2 separate regions of the Homo sapiens genome follow, and region 2 is linked to region 1. A link is a loop called in an ENCODE intact Hi-C map of the cell type or tissue named here. Cell type or tissue: breast epithelium. All regions are shown on one strand. Each heading gives the region's core, and the rest is flanking DNA. Links, peaks and the distances in the headings are about the cores only. Region 1 overlaps DCTN1 (dynactin subunit 1). Region 2 overlaps ALMS1 (ALMS1 centrosome and basal body associated protein).

Region 1 (8,333 bases), core at 334-8,333:
CCCCAAACTTTTCCTATCTTCAATCTGGACATCCCTGCTGAGCTCCAGACCCAGCAGGTTCCAACTGCCAAAGGGACATCTCTGCTTGTACATTCTCACAAGCACCTCAAACTCATGTCCAAAATAAAAGTCATCTTCCTCCTCCTCAAATACGTGCCCTTTACTTGTATTTGGCAGGATGCAGAGATGGAAGACACCCTAAAGGAACTCCTGTCTGAAGTGGGAGAGGAGTTAACTAACACTTAAAATAGAAACAGATGCTTACTGGCATAAAGTAGCGTAGTAGGAGCACATACTGGAGAAGAGAAGCAAGGCTACTGTGTGCCAGCACAGTGCTTGATGCTTGCATGCACTATCTCATTTGACCTTCATAACAACCCTGTAAGATATCATTTTTCCATTCTGCAGGTAAGAAAACAGATCAGAGATTAGAAACCTTGCCAAAGTCACAAAGCAACTAAATCCAAGCACACCTGGAAAAAAGGTCGGTATCTTTTGCTGCCTCAAGAAGAGGAGCACCTAACAGGCCATAGGGATTGGAAATTTCCTGAGATGGCATTGCCAGAGCTATCTTAATAAATGGACAGGATGTCAGCTGAGGAATGGGGATGGGGCGAGGGCAGGGAGGTAGAGTGGAGGGAAGGAGGTAGATGGCATTCTGGGTGGTGGGAAGAGGCCTAAGAGAGCACCGGGTGGCAAGCAAACTGCAGGGGTTCACTAAAGCTGAACCACCTGGCACATCGGGAGAGGCTGGAGAGGCGGACAGGACCCAAATCATTGATGGTCTCATGTGCCATTCTAGTGAGTTTAAATTTTAAAATCTAGACACATAGAGGAACCATTTCAGGATCTTATGTAAATTTTAAATCTAGTTGAAGAAATCATTTCAGGATTTAAACTGGGGAGTGACATGGCCCAGTATGCATTTTGGAAAGGTCCCTCATATCGATGTGTAGAACTGGTTGAAGAAAGGCAATGGAGGTAGGGTAACCAGTTTAAAAACTGCTGAAGTGCCCAGAGCAAGAAGTTATTTATAGACAAAGTTCGTGGATGTAAAAAAAGTGGAAAAATTTGAGAGACAGTAATGAAGGACAAACTGAACAGGACTGGATAACTAAATTAGCTAAAGAGATCAAAGAAGGAGTCAAGGATATCCAGGTTTGTGGCTTGTCACATGTAGGACACAGAAGAGATGATTTCAGTTTTGGACATGCTGACTCTTAAGATACCTGTGGGGCACTCACAGGGTGATAGCCAACAAATAATTGGGTGAATGAATTCGGCATTCAAGAGAGCAGCAGTTTAAGTAGTGAGAAACTGCCACCAAGGGAAAAGGATGGAACAAAAAGCCCCATTCTCCTTTCAAAGTGCCACCAGAAGTTGCTTGGCCTCGGTGTCTTAACCACACCAATCAGAAGGCAGGTCAGCAGCTTGGGTAGAATCCAATCCCAAGGAAAGGACAGTGTGGTCTGTGATTTCCTTGCCCTAGCAGAGCCCAATTTGGAGACGTGAGGTGAAGACTCTCTGGTTCAAGACACAATAATAACCCTTCTCAACCAGTTCTGTGAGAATTAATCCCTCATATGTAATGCATTACATCCTATGCATCTGGAATGACACTGGTTGTGTACCATCATTGAGAGTATTGAAGAAAAGTCATCAAATCATTTTCTCTCGGAATCCCAGGTGAGAAGAGCCAAGGTACAGAGCAGGCATTCAAACGCCATAACCCACTGACCTCCCAGACAGTATAGTCATTGAGAATATGGCCCCTGGACGCCCAACTTCAAGCACCCCTCCTCCTGTCTGCCCTTCCCCTCAAGACAGAAAGCAGAAGAGCAGAGGGTCTGGCCTAGTTTAGGCCTAGCACTCTGCAGGGTCAAGGGTCTCTTTCTGCATCTAGATCAGAGCCTTTTGGGAGTCTGAACTGGACTTCTCTCCCCAAGAGGGAAAAAAAGAGAATATAAAGGAGCTAGCCAACTAATCTAAACTGGGGCTAATATCTACAATGCTGGGGTGCTGTTTACCAGCCTAATGAGTCCCAACTCTGCAAGTATTTTCAGTAGGTCTGGGTCAAGACCAGAAATCTGTTACATTTTAAAAGAAACTCCCCAGGTGATACTAATTTATGGTGGGGTTTGGGAGTAGCTTTTGTACCTCCTATCCTTTACTAGTATGCCACTTTAGTTTTCCCTTATTTAGTAAATATTCCCTCTGAGAGACCCCAGGTCTTATGGGAAGACTGGCCAGTACATCAGAAAATTGGCTGGGGTGGTGATCATATCATTACTCCAGCTCCAAAAATTGGACTAAAGAGCAGTGGAAGCTACAGGAAGCAGAGGCAGGGTTGGCAGAGGCTACACCCTCCCAGCCCTCCTGACTCCATAAATGAACTTAGGTACCTAGTCCTAAGTCTAGCCCTTTCCTCCTTGGTTAGAGTAACTTACTGCACATGAATTTTAGAAACAGCATTCTTCTGGTCACTACGAAGAGGAGACCTCAAATTTGATACAGCCAAAGCTTCCTCAGCATCGCTTCTCCTCCACTCCTGCTGTGAGCTTAATGGCCCAAGTCCCACTCTCAACACCACACAGGAAGCACTGAAGCAGAAGTTGCTTTAATCAAGGGGTGAAGTCCTCAATCAAGGGGACCTCACTTAACCTTTGGTGGTGGGGTCTCAGCCTACCCCCCACAAGCCCTGAGGCCCCTCAGGAAGGAGGGAGCAGTTGAACAACAAATTATGGCAGAGGCCAGGGAATGGGAGTGGGGGAACCCGGGTCAAGGTGAAGGGGCAGGACGCTGAAAGGGTGGGAGTGAAGCTGAACGGGGCAGGAAGAGCTTAACCCACGTTTCTACCTGGGGGCTGGCTGAGGTGGCTGTGCATCGGGCAGAGCGGCACCAGAGGGCTGAGGGTCGAAGGGGACAGCAGGGGAAAGGAGTGCTTAGGAGATGAGGCGACTGTGAAGCTGGTGCAGCTGCTCCTGGGTCAGCACCAGCCGGTGTCGCTGTCCAAAACCAGCCGCACATGAGAAGGTCACTTTGCCCATGTAGACTGTGTCATCCTGCTGCTCCTCCTTGGCCTGGTGGTTGATGAGGAGAAAAAGACTCCAGGTCAGGGGCTCACTTGAGCTGTGGGCCACTGAAGGGGTCCCTGAGCACTGAGACCAAGGCAGCTCCTGGGTGACTAGGGCTTCTGAGATCCTGGGCTATTGTGACCACATTTTTCAAATAAGAATGGGGATACATAATCTGACAAGGGAGTTTTGAGGCCCTCCTGGTGTCAAAAGTCACGGAAGGTGTTTAGGTGCTAAAATATTGGAATTTCAAAGCACTGTAAGCACTTCTGAGTTACTTGTAAGTAAAATTTGGCCAGATAACCCAAGGTATGCAGTTGTTAGACCTGAGACTCCAAAGGCCTCCTCCAATTCTGGAGGAGAGGGGGGCCCGCCTGAGCTCTCCACACTGTCCCATCCTCCACCCCATGCTCCCCCTCACCCTGAGGAAGGCTGATGAAGGGAAGGTGGCAAAGTCAGTGGGTACTGTGGCTCCAGGGCGCTGAGATACTGTCTCCTTGAGGACCTCATCCTAGGGAAGGGGAGAGGAAGACAAGGGTTCATTTATGGGACCCCCACAGGCTAGCACAAGACCACGTGGTTTCACAGAGACACTAATACCAGGGGGGCAGGGACTTAGTCCTCTATATCAACATACTTTTGCTCTCATCTCCAACCCCATCCCCACACCAGCACTCCTCCTTACTTTGCAAGTCCTCATCCTGTAAGGCCCAACTCACATTCTACCGCTCTTGGGAAGCCATGCCCAACCGTTCTACCCCACAATGATCTCAGCGCTGATGGAAGCTAAAGCCTGAACCAGTCACTCTAAAGATTACCCTAGCTTATCCATTTTGTTATGAGAATCTGTCTTCTGTTTGCACTGAGACAGTGAGCTTCCAAGGCAAGAACCCTGCCTTCCCTTCCATCTCCTCCCCAATTGCTGTCTAGCACAGGGCTGGGCTCAGAGGAACTCCACAAGTGCCTGGCTCCACCAGTTTATGCTGTGAAGTGAGCTCTGCCTGGCAAACTGAGCTGACCTTGAGCTTCTCGACGGTGTCACTCAGGGACTTAAGCTGAGCCACTTGCTCCATAAGTTGGGCCGACGGGCTCTTGGCAGCTGTGGGGAGAGAAAGCTGGTGAGGCCCACCAAGGCGCAGGCAGGCAGTTCTACTGGATTAAGGGTTAGGGGTGCAGGTATAAGACTCTCTAACAGAACAAGTACTTGAGAGAGAGTGGGTGAATCAAACAAACTGAACAGTGAAGCCAAAGAACACTGCTGGGAAGAGCTTCTGTGGTGGGGGAACCACCTGAGCAGGGGCTAAATCCCTGGGCCAAGTGGAGGGGGCAGTTTTATTCATCTTGGGGGTTGGCAGGTACATACCAGGGCTGGTGCGAGTGATGTCTACTACGTGCGTGTGTGTGCTCAATTGATTCAATGTCTCCAGCAGCTGGCTGGTCTTACGATACAGCGCTCCAGCTGGTAACTCACTGCCAGGGCCCTCATGGGATAGCTTTGCAACATGCAGAGGGGGCAGGGATGCCAAGGATGCCTTCATCTGGGCTCCCTGTGGATGAAAAAAGAAGGATAGTGGTAAGAGGTGCTAGGAGGCCCCTGTCATCTATCATCAATGGGGCAAATATGCTCCATCTCCCATCCCAGTCCTCCCCGTGGCTCCCTCACCTTGAGGATGCTGTTCTCATGCTGGAGCTGGGAGATGTGCAGCCTCATGGCAGAGATCTGCTGAAGCAGCAGTGGTGAGTCCTTCACCAGCCCTGGGCCTGGCACAGACCCTGGAGCCTGCCCAGGGATGGCTCCTGTGGGGACCATAAAAAATCTCATCAGCCCCAAGTGGAAAGGGTTGAAAATTGGGCTCCATTCCTACTCTTCCCCTTTCCTCATCCCCCCATCACCCATCTCCAGTCCTGGCTTCCCCCTCCACCCTGCTCCCTTAGCTCCAACTCCCACCAGCCTGGTAACCCCCGGCCAGAGTGGGTCTCTACCTCGCTGCTGTTCTTCTGTGCTCGGGATAGCCCATGGGGGAGCAGGAAAAGAGGAGAGAGGAGTTAGGTGATTTGGGGGTTACGGGGACACACCAGAGGAATCCTGGACACAACCTGCAGGAAAACCCTTTTCCTAATCATCATACTTTCTCTAACAAGACTCTCTGCCACCTATCTTTGGGGACGAGCAGATAAGTGTTAAAGAAAGACACCAAACAGGAGTGAGGCCACAAGACAGGGTACAATGTGTGAAGAACAGTGGCAAAGAGAGTGTGCACTGTACAAAGTACTTGGAACATGAGGCTGTTCCTGCCTCCCTGTCTCAGATGCCATCTCCAAGAAGGGCACGGAGAATGCTCCAGAGACCCCAATATGTCTGCACCCTTAGTGCTCACCAGCAGCAAAGCTTAAGTTGGGGATGCAAACACACTCCCTTGCTCCTAAGGATTCCCCATTGCTCTGAGGCAAAAGACCTTCTTTTTTGGTGGGAAGTTTCATAAATTCAGAACTATGTTTGTTTAAAGAGTGCTAATGTTTGTTTCAAGAGTGCTAAAAACAACACAAAGTAGTAATCCTGGAAACTCTCTCCAAAGAACACAGAGCTGTCTGTACCACAAGAGCCTAAAGTCAAGAAGGTACTTGGTCACCTCCCAAGATCAAGGGGTGTCAGTAACAGAGACTTTGTCAAAGACTCTATGTAGGTGAGGTCAGCTGACAAGACTCAGGAGCAGCTGGGAAAGTCTGGAGGCCCTAAGGGTTTAATTCCAGGGCAAAAAGCCTGTCTTCTGGAGGTGAGAAGGTTAAGTGAGAAACTGGAGAGTAAACAAAACAAACTATAGGGCAGAGGAGAACAAAGACAGCAGCAGCCACCTCCTGAGTCAGGTAACTGGGGAGGCTAGAACTGGTAACCAGAAAAACTCTAGGTGAGGAGCCCTGACTATACTGAGTGACTAGACAAAGGTCAAAACACAAGCCCCAAGTGAAACTGGGATAATTCAGCAGTGGAAGATATGACCACATCATAAAATGAAGCCACATGAACTCAGTGAGAAAACACAGTGTCCAAGCAGAGAAGCAATCAAGAGCAGGTATCGGGCAGGGCTGGATGCCCCAGGAGAGTCAGCCCAGCCTGCTGCTGGCTGACAACCCTCTGGGATATAGGGCTGGGCAGAAAGGTCAGATTACAGAGCCAGAAAGGACATCTACTAGAGACCAACTGTCATCATTATTCTGAGCCTCATTAACAATTTAGTAATGCCCTCCTTTGCCCAGAGAAACTCAGCACACATCTTCAGCGGAAGGGAAAACTTGGTGAAAACTGGCACAGAGTGAAACTGTGTAAGCATGTTCCTGGCTGAATACCCGGGGGTAAGGGGGGTGGGGCAGAGGTCAAAATGAGGCCAAGGACAGGAGAGAAGACAATCTCCTCTGTGCTAGTGCTGCCTATTCCACAGTACTCACCACCAGCAATGCCAGAGACCAGAGTAGCAATGCCTGAAGGAGGAGGGCCCCGGAGTCCCTCAATCGTGCGTTTGGACTGGCTGTTCAGACGCTGCTTTAGTTCTGCCTTCTCTGCCTCCAGCTGGTCGATGTCAGCCTGGAGTGCATCCATTGTCTCCTCAAACTCTCTGTGAAAGAGAATCTGGGCTTTGGCAGTGTCCCTTCTCTAAAGCACTCCTTGACTATTCAGTCCTGAGAGGTCCTTGGAATAGCCCTGCCAGTGAGAAGCCAGGGCAGAGCAGCACAGGCTTAGGCTGGGGTGATGCAATGGGGTTGGCAGTGGGTAAAGAAAATGGGGAGTCTCACTATAAGAGAACCTGAGTAGGGGTATGGGTTAGGAGGCAGAGAGCTCCAGCAGTGGGAGGATTAGAGGAAGCAAGGCCCCAGGGAAAGTGCCTGACTTCTCCTTCTTTCGCAGCAGTGCCTGGGTCTCCTCCAGCCGAGTCTGGACTTTCTCGATGCGCTCATCTGCATCCTTGGCAGCACTGTCCAACTTCTTCTCCAGGAGGCTCAGCCGCACATTGGCCTCACTTAGCTCCTCTCCCTGGACAAGGACAGAACTTCTAGATCCCTGACATCCTCCCCACAGTCCCTGGAAACTGGGGGCTAGACCATGAGATAGTAGGTTCCCTGAGGGCTCACCACAGCTCCCATTGATTGCAGGCCCCACTTCTCCCCTTAACTCCCAAGCCGTCTTGGTCCCGATCCCCAACACTCACTGCTTTCCTGAGTCCTACCAATTTCCTGGCCCCCAGATCCTGAGCCTACACTACCCTCACCTTAATCTTGAGTGACTTCTTCAACTCCTTAATAACTGTCTCTCGATCTTCGAGCTTCAAACCCAGGCCTTCAGCATCTGTGATCTCTGCACGAAGGGCAGCAGCCCGCAGTTCAACCGGTGGAGGCTAAGGAATGGTCGGTAGGGGGTGAGAAAGTGAGGGTGGAGAGAAGAGATCATCACTGTGCTCCTTACAGAGAGATCCAGTTACAGGGAAAACCCTGCCTTCTAGGCAGGATGGTGCTCTCCAGATGCCTTCCTCCTGTCTCCCCGTCCTCCCACAACTAGCAGTAGCTCTGCAAGTCTTACTCCTACAGGCCTCTGCAACTTCTCCAAGGAAATCTCCACCTACCTTGCTGGGGGGCCGCTCTGCATCATACTCCCCCTCCTGCATGGCTGTGGCCAGCTTGTTCATGGTACTGATGAGGATGTTGCATGACTGGCGCAGACACTCATAGGGGCTGCTGGAGGGGGTCCCATAGATCTGCAGGAGCCAAGGGCAGAAGTAAAAGCCCCACACTGGTCACTAACTCTCCCCACACCTTCTACCCAGCCATCCAGGCCCACCTGCTCGCTTGCTTTGAAAGCCAGTTCCTCCAGAGCAGCCACAAGTAGCCCCTCATTCTCTGCCAGTGGGGCAATGAGCTGGGCAGCAGCAGCTGCCACCTCCTGCAGCACAGCCACGACCCACGTCAAGTGTTTCCTGCAGTCTAGGAGCGTGTCAGATACCTGTGTGCCAGGCCAGAGTCAGGAGTCAACCCTGGGTTCAGCACCACAGTTTCCAGCTACCCCAAAACCATTTTTGTCCCCTAACCAGATCCAGATCTTCAAGTGCTATACCCTTCATGTTTCTACTCAGTTTCCTTCCCTTCCCCAGTTGCAGCCTTAAACCTGTGGTCCAAAGGCCAGTGCAGCTGGGATCCCAGGAGCATCTGTCCCTGGCATTCGCCTTCGGATCTTCTTGCAGAACTGGCGGATGTCACTGCATGAAGTTTCCA
Region 2 (8,333 bases), core at 229-8,228, 940 kb before region 1:
TGTTTTTTTTTTGCTTTATTACACTGGCTAGGATCTGCCTATTCTTCTACTTGATCTACTTTGTGTTCTGACCCCAATTCTTTGAAAGGAAGTATCACCAGCAATATTTATGTAGCTGAATACAGTGAATACTTTTCTGTCCTCCTCTTAGGTACGATAAATAGCATTTGACACTATTATTAATCATTACATAACTTCTTTAAATTATTTCCTTTCTTGGGTTCTTCTGGTTTTTTTTCTACTCATCTGGCTGTTCTCTCTCAGTATCCTTTGCTGCTTTATCTTCCTTTGTTAAACCTTAGAATCAGAATTTGTAAGCTGTGGACCCAAGTATGACTCAAATGTGGTTTTCAAAAACCATTTTTTTTGGCATAATGTTTTAACACTTTTGAAATAGAATACTTTAAAGTGAACATGCATAGTTAGCCACAAATCCCATTACTCTCCAATTCCAGGTTGGATTACTTCATTTGTCTTACCCCCATACCCCTATACACATTTAGTTTTCAACCTCTGCTTGAAACGCTGGAATGTTCGCGGTCTCATCCAGATCCAGGACTTTAAATACATCTGTATACTGATAAATCCCAAAGATGTATCTCAAACTTTTTTTCTCCCTCAAAATTTGTTTGTATTTGTCAGAATGCTTATATGTTGTCCCTCCCCACATCTGTCAAAAATATTTAGAGATTTGTTGGCCTTTTTATATTGATTTAAAAGGTATAACACAAAGAATATTTGATGATTGAAATGTATCAAGAAAATACATAATGCAGAAAGTTAAAAAAGGTTGAACAGAGGTTGTTTTAAAAATTCAGTTTATAATGGGAAATTATAAGAATATGTTTGCATAGGAGAGGAATGATTCAGTAATGAGAGAAAAATGGGTGAAGGAAAGTGGGAGAATCACATAGGAAGGAAATCACTGAAAAAAATTTGAATGAGATAGGAAGGCCTTTGAGAGGCAGAGTGACTTTTTTTTATTTTCAAGTCATAAGATAGAAATCTGGTAATGGGGATTGTAGATCTGGTGGTTGAAGACAAGGGAGTTCCTCTCTCCTGCTCTACAATTATTGAAGGTCATCAGTTGAAAATTAGGAGCGTTCAATAGTTCTGAGGAGGGAAGGTATGAAATCTCAACTCACCAGGAAAATGTAGTAGGATTTCCAGGCAATATTGAGTGCCCTTCAGGTTTAGTGACATCAATTTAAAGAAAAGCCAGTCAGTTTGGGAGTGTGATTTCTCCAGCAACGTGCTGCTGATTGGATTCATGCAAGGAGACGGTTCCATCAGTGTTAGCTTTTGCTGAGCAAATAGGATAATGGGAGAAAAACGCAAGAAAGTTAAGGGTGTTTGCAAGGCAGTGATTATAAGGATGGCTCTGAACTCTCAGAGGGGCAAAGAAGGAAATACAGATAAGAAAGGAATAAAGAAAAGTATAAATGTGATAGGATAGTTGTCTCCGTGAAGTTAAAAAATTATTGCAGTAGAGGAACTAGAGAGTAAGTGATCTGTGGAGGTCAGAGGATGGACAGAAAGACTAATGGATACATCTGTCACTATTAGAGAGGAGTGAACTATGGGATACAGGCTCAAACCATGGTCAGAGAGGCTAAGAGATGACTCGGGACCAGTGATTTTTGCTTTAGTGAGTCACAAGATGATTGGAATTCTGCTTTAAAACCTTTTGTTGGCTCACTAACCTGTCCCCTATAGAAAGGAGTGCCCTCTAAAGAAAAAATGTAAAATTAATCATTCTCATATTCCTTTTATTTTCAAGTATCAGAAAGGTGAAAAGCATGTTTCCAGTAGCAATTTGATGTTATAGATCTGATTAATTTATTCAGTGTAGAAGGGATTGAGGTATTTTGGAATGTCAAAAGTCTGCTATTCCATAAATGTAGCATTAATATTCTAGAATATTTCTCTCCACATTTTTTTCTTTGCATGTATTTGTATAACTGATATTATGTAGTGGATAGTGGGTATCTTTTTTCTTAAACTTACTATATGAACATTTTGTTAATGAATTTTAAATATTAGAAATGTCTCTTCAAAGACAAAAGTCTTGCTGGAAAATGTTTGCGAAAATATTTGTAAATTGTAATACATCTTCTTTTTATGGATTCTGTACCACCCGGGAATTAAAAGATACCTATATTCTCTTAGAAACATTTGAGTTGATCAAGGAAGAAGAGTCCAGTAGTGGAATACTTACAAAATAATGAAAATACATTATATGTCTAAAGTTGCTGTCAATATAATGCCACTTTCTCATGTTTTTATTTAAATAAATAAAGCAAATTGAATGAATTATTTAACCAAAGATTTTACATAAAGACTCAAAAACTTGTAATCCCAGCACTTTGGGAGGCCAAGACAGGGGAATCGCTTGAGTCTAGGAGGTCCAGACCAGCCTGGGCAACATAGTGAGACCCCTGTCTCTACAAAAATTTTTAAAAAATTAACTGAGTGCCTGCCAGTAGTCCCAGCTACTCAGGATACTGAGGATGACAGGATCACTTGAGCCTGGAGGCAGAGGTTGCAGTGAGCTGAGATTGTGCCACTGTATTCTGGCCTGGTTAACAGAGCAAAAGCCTGTCTCACACACACAAAAAAAGAAAAACTGCAAATAGAGGAAACGTGGTAAAGAGAAAAACAAGTTATAAAATATAATACAGTTGTTAAATTCAAGAAATAGAGAAAAAATAGATATATTCCTAGTAAATAGAGTTGCGAAAAAAATCTCAATGAAATAGACTTTCTACAAAACTATGAGTATTTCATAGAGGTAGACTAGGATTACTGAGGAGGAAATTGAGAAAGTTATGTTAGTACCAGCTATCAAAAAGATTTTTGGAACTAATAGATTTGCTGATAAATCTTTTACATTTTTAAAGAAAATTGAAGTTGCTTAAATAAATACAGAACAACGTTATGAAACAAGAAAATGAGGGCATTCTAAAATACTGATTAATCTTAGTTGTGACCATATATGTGTGAAAATGTTAAAGAATATGCTAGCAAACATTTAAACGTCTGATCTACCACTACTGTGTAAGAAATGTGAACATGTTTCAATATAAAGAAATTTTGTGACTTGGGAGGCTGAGGTGGGAGGATTAAGCGCTTTAGCCCAGAGTTTGAGTCCATCCTGGGCAACATAGCAAGAACCTGTCTAAAAAAAAAAAAATTATTGCTATCCTTTATCAGGTTTAATTGGGGAAAATGATGCTATAACATAGTTTGAGCTAATTTAGTGTTCATTTCTAATCAAATTATTTGAAAATGAAAATACTTTCATATCATGATAGACTATACTTAATTATTAACTAATATTAAATTCAAAAGGAAAATACCTTTTAAACTTGTCACCATTAGTATTTAATACGACTTTAATTCAGCATTGTTATTTAGTGTGATCTGTAGATTGGTGCCAGTCCATGATTTGCTTGTTACTGGTCTGTCAAGAGGTAAGTATAGAAATTGAGAGGAAGTGTTTAGAAACTTTTATAGTAGTTGGATAGAGTAATTTTATCTTTTTTTAGACCTAGAAATCAAACATTTGGGCTTGTGTTTTATATCTTGGGCTTATAGTAAGACTTTTAATTTCATTTTTCTAGTTATTTTTACTGGTTTTAAAAATTAGCTTATTTCTCATTAATTTTTGTTAGCATTTTAGTAAAGTGTCAGTATGTGATGACTTGGAAGTAGGAAAAACTGGTTCTTCCCTATAGGTAGTTTGAGAAGCAGTTCTCTGGATCTTGCCACTAATTTAAGAGTAAATATTTGAAGGAGACAAGTGTATCACATTCATGGGTGATATGATAATGTTATATATACTGAGAAGAGCCAGGGATCGTTTAGAAACTAGTAGAGCTAATAAAAATTCAGTCAAGTGAATTCCCAAGCTAAAGCTGAAGTGAATGCTTCAGTAGGTCCCATGAATCGGCCCAGCCCTTGCGTGCACCAAGTTTGGCCCCTCTAGCATCGCCGCCACGAAGAAAGTGGCTCAACAGCTTTGGCTGAAGGCCCGGCTCAACTGTGTAAAAATTTCCCAGGCAGCTGCAGACTTGAAACAATTCTGTCTGCAGATTGCTTAACATGACTCTCTGCTGACTGGAGTATCTTCAAGTACAAATTCCTTCATACCCCAGAAAGTCTGTTCCTTTTTGTAGTAAAATGAATCTTTCAGAGGTTTCCCAAGCCACTTCTCATGATACAGTGAATATTCAAAAGAGAGCTACATTTGAAGCCTGTACAAAAGCTTATCCCCGGAACACATGTGCCATAATATACAAACTTCTACTTTTGTCAGTCCTTAATATCTACCTCTCTGAATTTTCATGAATTTCTATTTCACAAGGGTAATTGTTTTATATACACTGGCAGCGGCGTACAATACAACTTAGTATAAAAGGTTTTTTTGTGTTAAAAAAAGATGTGTAGTAATGGGAAGAGGTCTAAAATGTAGTTAATATTGTGAGAACAACAGCTTTACATTTTCTATACTTTGATGAGAATGTCATTAAATAGGAAGCTATATAATACATGAGTGGACATTTTCATCTAAATATTAATATGTATGGTAACTCAGTTAATGACTTAGCATGTTTTCCTTTAACATTTTTCTAGAAAACAGAATCTTGGCATTGTCTTCCTCAAGAAATGGACTCTTCCCAAACCTTGGATACATCCCAGACTAGGTTTAATGTGAGAACGGAAGATACTGAAGTGACAGACTTCCCCTCTCTGGAGGAGGGCATATTGACGCAATCAGAAAATCAAGTAAAGGAACCCAACAGAGATCTCTTCTGTTCTCCACTGCTAGGTAATGCCTGTTTATTTTAACTAGTAGTAATACCTCACATTTGTAAGTTTTGCGGGGACTGCAAGTCTTGTAACTTTCCCCTTTTTGAGTTAAGGAGCTCTGTAGAGACCTACTCAGAGGGATTAGCTTATTTCTGTTTTGTTTGTTTGTTTGTTTTTTACTGGCTAGCTGATCTAATTATATTAAGTGTGCAGTTGCCTCTCATTTTATCACTTCCCGTTGCTCACAGAAGGCAGAAAGGTGATAACTGTCTACTGTGTGTGCCTCCTCAGTCTTGAATTTGCAGAGTTTTTGGGATGAATAGTATACTTTGGTTATCTCAGCAATGGAGACTCCATGATCCCCCACAAAAAACAAAAAACAAATGTTCATATTTACCTTTTTGATTTTTAGAATTAATTAAGGCATATGTTATTATCCTTAGCTTTCAAACCAAAAATTGAGATAAAGAGGTTGAGTGGCTTGTCTGAGGTAGATCTTGCTGCTTTCCTCTGTTTAGTATGGAACTGATTTATTAGCTCTTTATAAAAGATAAACTTTAAGTACTTTTAAAATCATTAAGGGATTCAATTATGAAGATGGTTTTATAGTTTTGTAGAGAAGCATGAATAGAACTTAATTCAGCAAGTTCTTTGCCAACATAAACTAATGCTATCCAAATCAAGGTATTAGTGCCAACGTTTTCTATGATGTGGATTATTAAAGTCAATTTTAGGTCCACATTTTAAGAAAGGTTGACAAAATTAGAGTACCTTTGTGGGAGGAGAGGACTATCTTTTGATAGACAAAAGAGAAGACTTTGCTATGGTCAAATATTTGAAGGGCTGTTATGCTAAAAAGGAAGCAACTTATTTTTTATTCATTCATGTAACAAATATCTAAGTGCCTCCTATGTGTTTGATGCTAGGGGTATATAGATGAAAGCTACCTCCTCTTCTGGGAAGGCAATCCAGTAAACAGAAAATAACAGTACCATGGGATTTGTATTATAATGGTGTAGAGCAGGAGTCTGCAAACTATAGCTTACAGGCCAAGTCTTGATTTTGTACTGTCCATCTGCTGAGAATGATTTTTGCATTTTTAAAGGATTGTAAAAACAAACAACAGTAGTATGTATGACCAACAAAACCGAAAATATTTACCATCTGACCCTTTATTAAAAAAGGTTTGCTAACTCCTAGAGTTTAAAATGGATACATAACTTAAAGGGAAGCTATTTTTCAAATTGATGTAAAAAAGAGCTTTCTAATAGAGCCATTTAATACTAAAAAAGGCTATATAACAACAACAAAAAGTGAGCTTCATGTCACTGCAAAATGTCTAGCAAAATTCTGTATTAGGATTTTAGCACTGGGGAGGAGATTGTACTTCGTGACCTAAAATGTTTTCTAATGTAAAGTTTTATAACTCTGGCTTCTCATTTACTATAGTTAGGGCAGAACATTTTAAATTATTGGAGTAGATTCCTGGATCTCATAGGCAGAGGAAATTTTATCATTGCTGTTTTGTTACGCATAAGTACTAACATTGTGATAAATAGGCTCTCGCCAATGGCAAATGTAATTGATGATGGCTGGTGCCAGAATGGTTAGATACCTCAAAAAAGAGGGATGCAAGCCAGTAACAGATATCCACACTTGAGGAAACAAGAAGCAGTTGAAAGCTGTAAGAAAAAGGCATGGCAAGTAAAATACACCACCTTCCCATCACACACACACAGATAATGTTGTACACTTGAGAATCATTAACTCTTCAGCTTTGGCCTGCTCCTTTAGCAAATACATTTGCCTATTTATGTGATTTAACTGTCCAACTCCACCCTGAGATATTCTTAAATATTTAAGGAGATGCTGAAATGCTGCTTGTAACTTACTTGTTACTTACTATTCCTTACTTATACTTAAATAGCTATTTTAGGTACTGAGGATTTCTGTAGGTTCTGAAACCTAGTTAGGGTTAACTCTAATTTTTTTTGAGAAAAGACTGTCAGATTCTTTAAATACTCAGCCTGCAGTTAACTGGAAATAGTAAATTTGCTTTACTTGCCCAAAGGTCCCCCTTGTAGCATCAGCTCTAGTGTATTTGGGGACTTTGTTAAAAACTCTTCATGAGTTTTAGAGGGGTGAAGGACTGTTACGGAGGTTTAAGACTGCTTCTCTGTGCCAAGACCAAAGAGGAACTGTACCAATTGTTCCTTGGTGGCAAAGGTTATTGTTACATATCAGTTTTTCATTTTTAATTAATTCATTCAGTAAATAAATAACTCTCTTTTGAGTACCTTTTAAGTGTAGCAGGTACTTTGCTAGGCACTGAGGATATAGCTATGGATAAAGTAGACACAGTTGACAATTTAGATGGGAAGTGGATAGACTGAAGATTAAAACAAGAGGGTGATGAATTATATGGAAGGTATGCAGGGTATATAAGCAGTGACAGTATGTGTTTTGACTAAGTAAAGGACAGATGACAACATGGTGAGCTCTGTGAACTCTAGATTTGCAGTAATTTCAGGGGGAACAGTAATGTGAGAGAGGAGTCCTCACTTTGTACACAGTGTTGCAGGCATTCTGAAATCAAGAAAGTATACTGATTAAAATAAGAATGATTTAAGTCAACATTCAGGAAATCACAAGAATTTTTTTTTCATTAAAGCAGCAGTTCAAACTTTTTGGGTAACAGGATTCTTTTACACTTTTAAAAATTACTGACAACTCCAAAGAGCTTTTGTTTATTTGGGTTATTGATATTTCCCACATTAGAAATTAAAACTGAAACATTTAAAATGTATTTATTAATTCATTGAAAAAGTACATATTTTATAAAAAATAACTTTTCCAATACAAAAATGTTTAGAAGTATGGCCATGTTTTACTTAAACAATTCTATAATGTCTGACATAATAGAAAACATCAAGACTCTCATGTCTGTTTCTGTATTCAATCTGTTGCTGTATCATATATTCTGTAGCTTCTGGAAAATGTCACTGTATCTTTTTGAGAGAATGGGAGTGAATAAGGCATATGATATCTTAATATTATTTTGAATAAAATTTTGACATTAGGTACCCCCTAAGAGTGTCTTAGGGCCCAGGAGCTCCTGTGCTATGCTTTGACATAACGGGTGTAGTCTATATTATGTAAGATGGGAAGAAACACTCATAATAGTTAAGAGCGTTTGCTAAAAGTTGAAATGCTTGGGTTCAAATCTCACTCTGGCATTTCAGCTACTTGAATGTGGACAAGTTACTTAATGCTTTGTAAGTTTTGTAATCATGTTTCCTCACCTATAAGATATATATAATAATACCTATCTTTCAAGGTTGTCATGAGGATTAAATGAAATATTGTGTGTTAAGCACCTGGACCTTGTCAGACTCTCAATAAATGGTAGCTGCTACTGCTGTTGCTTTTATATTATTATTCTAATGCTTGTAGAATTCTCCATATGGCAGCATATGTAGGTGCTTTAAAGTATTATATACGTAAGTAAATAATCAATTTTC

What was found. A loop is a pair of places that touch in the nucleus more often than their neighbours do. Peaks named below come from ENCODE experiments on the same cell type or tissue, not always from the same donor. Only the 100,000 strongest peaks of a DNase experiment are listed, where the experiment ranks them.
Region 2: it touches region 1 in a loop (23-fold over the local background); 1 of 110 quality-filtered maps calls a loop at or near these places.

The regions. Positions count from the first base shown.
Region 1 is chr2:74,358,557-74,366,889 of GRCh38, forward strand. It overlaps DCTN1 (dynactin subunit 1), which reads right to left. Exons shown (of 32, transcript NM_004082.5): 21 at 8,227-8,333; 22 at 7,903-8,064; 23 at 7,688-7,819; 24 at 7,337-7,462; 25 at 6,959-7,101; 26 at 6,519-6,685; 27 at 5,058-5,072; 28 at 4,738-4,871; 29 at 4,438-4,621; 30 at 4,094-4,173; 31 at 3,496-3,585; 32 at 2,599-3,080. The coding sequence ends at 2,943. Among named protein-coding and RNA genes, the nearest start is that of DCTN1, 18 kb to the right of the region's middle. In breast epithelium, for the core only: no CTCF peak of the experiment used is centred there; no DNase peak of the experiment used is centred there.
Region 2 is chr2:73,414,488-73,422,820 of GRCh38, forward strand. It overlaps ALMS1 (ALMS1 centrosome and basal body associated protein), which reads left to right. Exons shown (of 23, transcript NM_001378454.1): 3 at 4,636-4,831. It also overlaps the pseudogene GNG5P4. Among named protein-coding and RNA genes, the nearest start is that of ALMS1, 33 kb to the left of the region's middle. In breast epithelium, for the core only: no CTCF peak of the experiment used is centred there; a DNase peak (open chromatin) is centred at 4,024.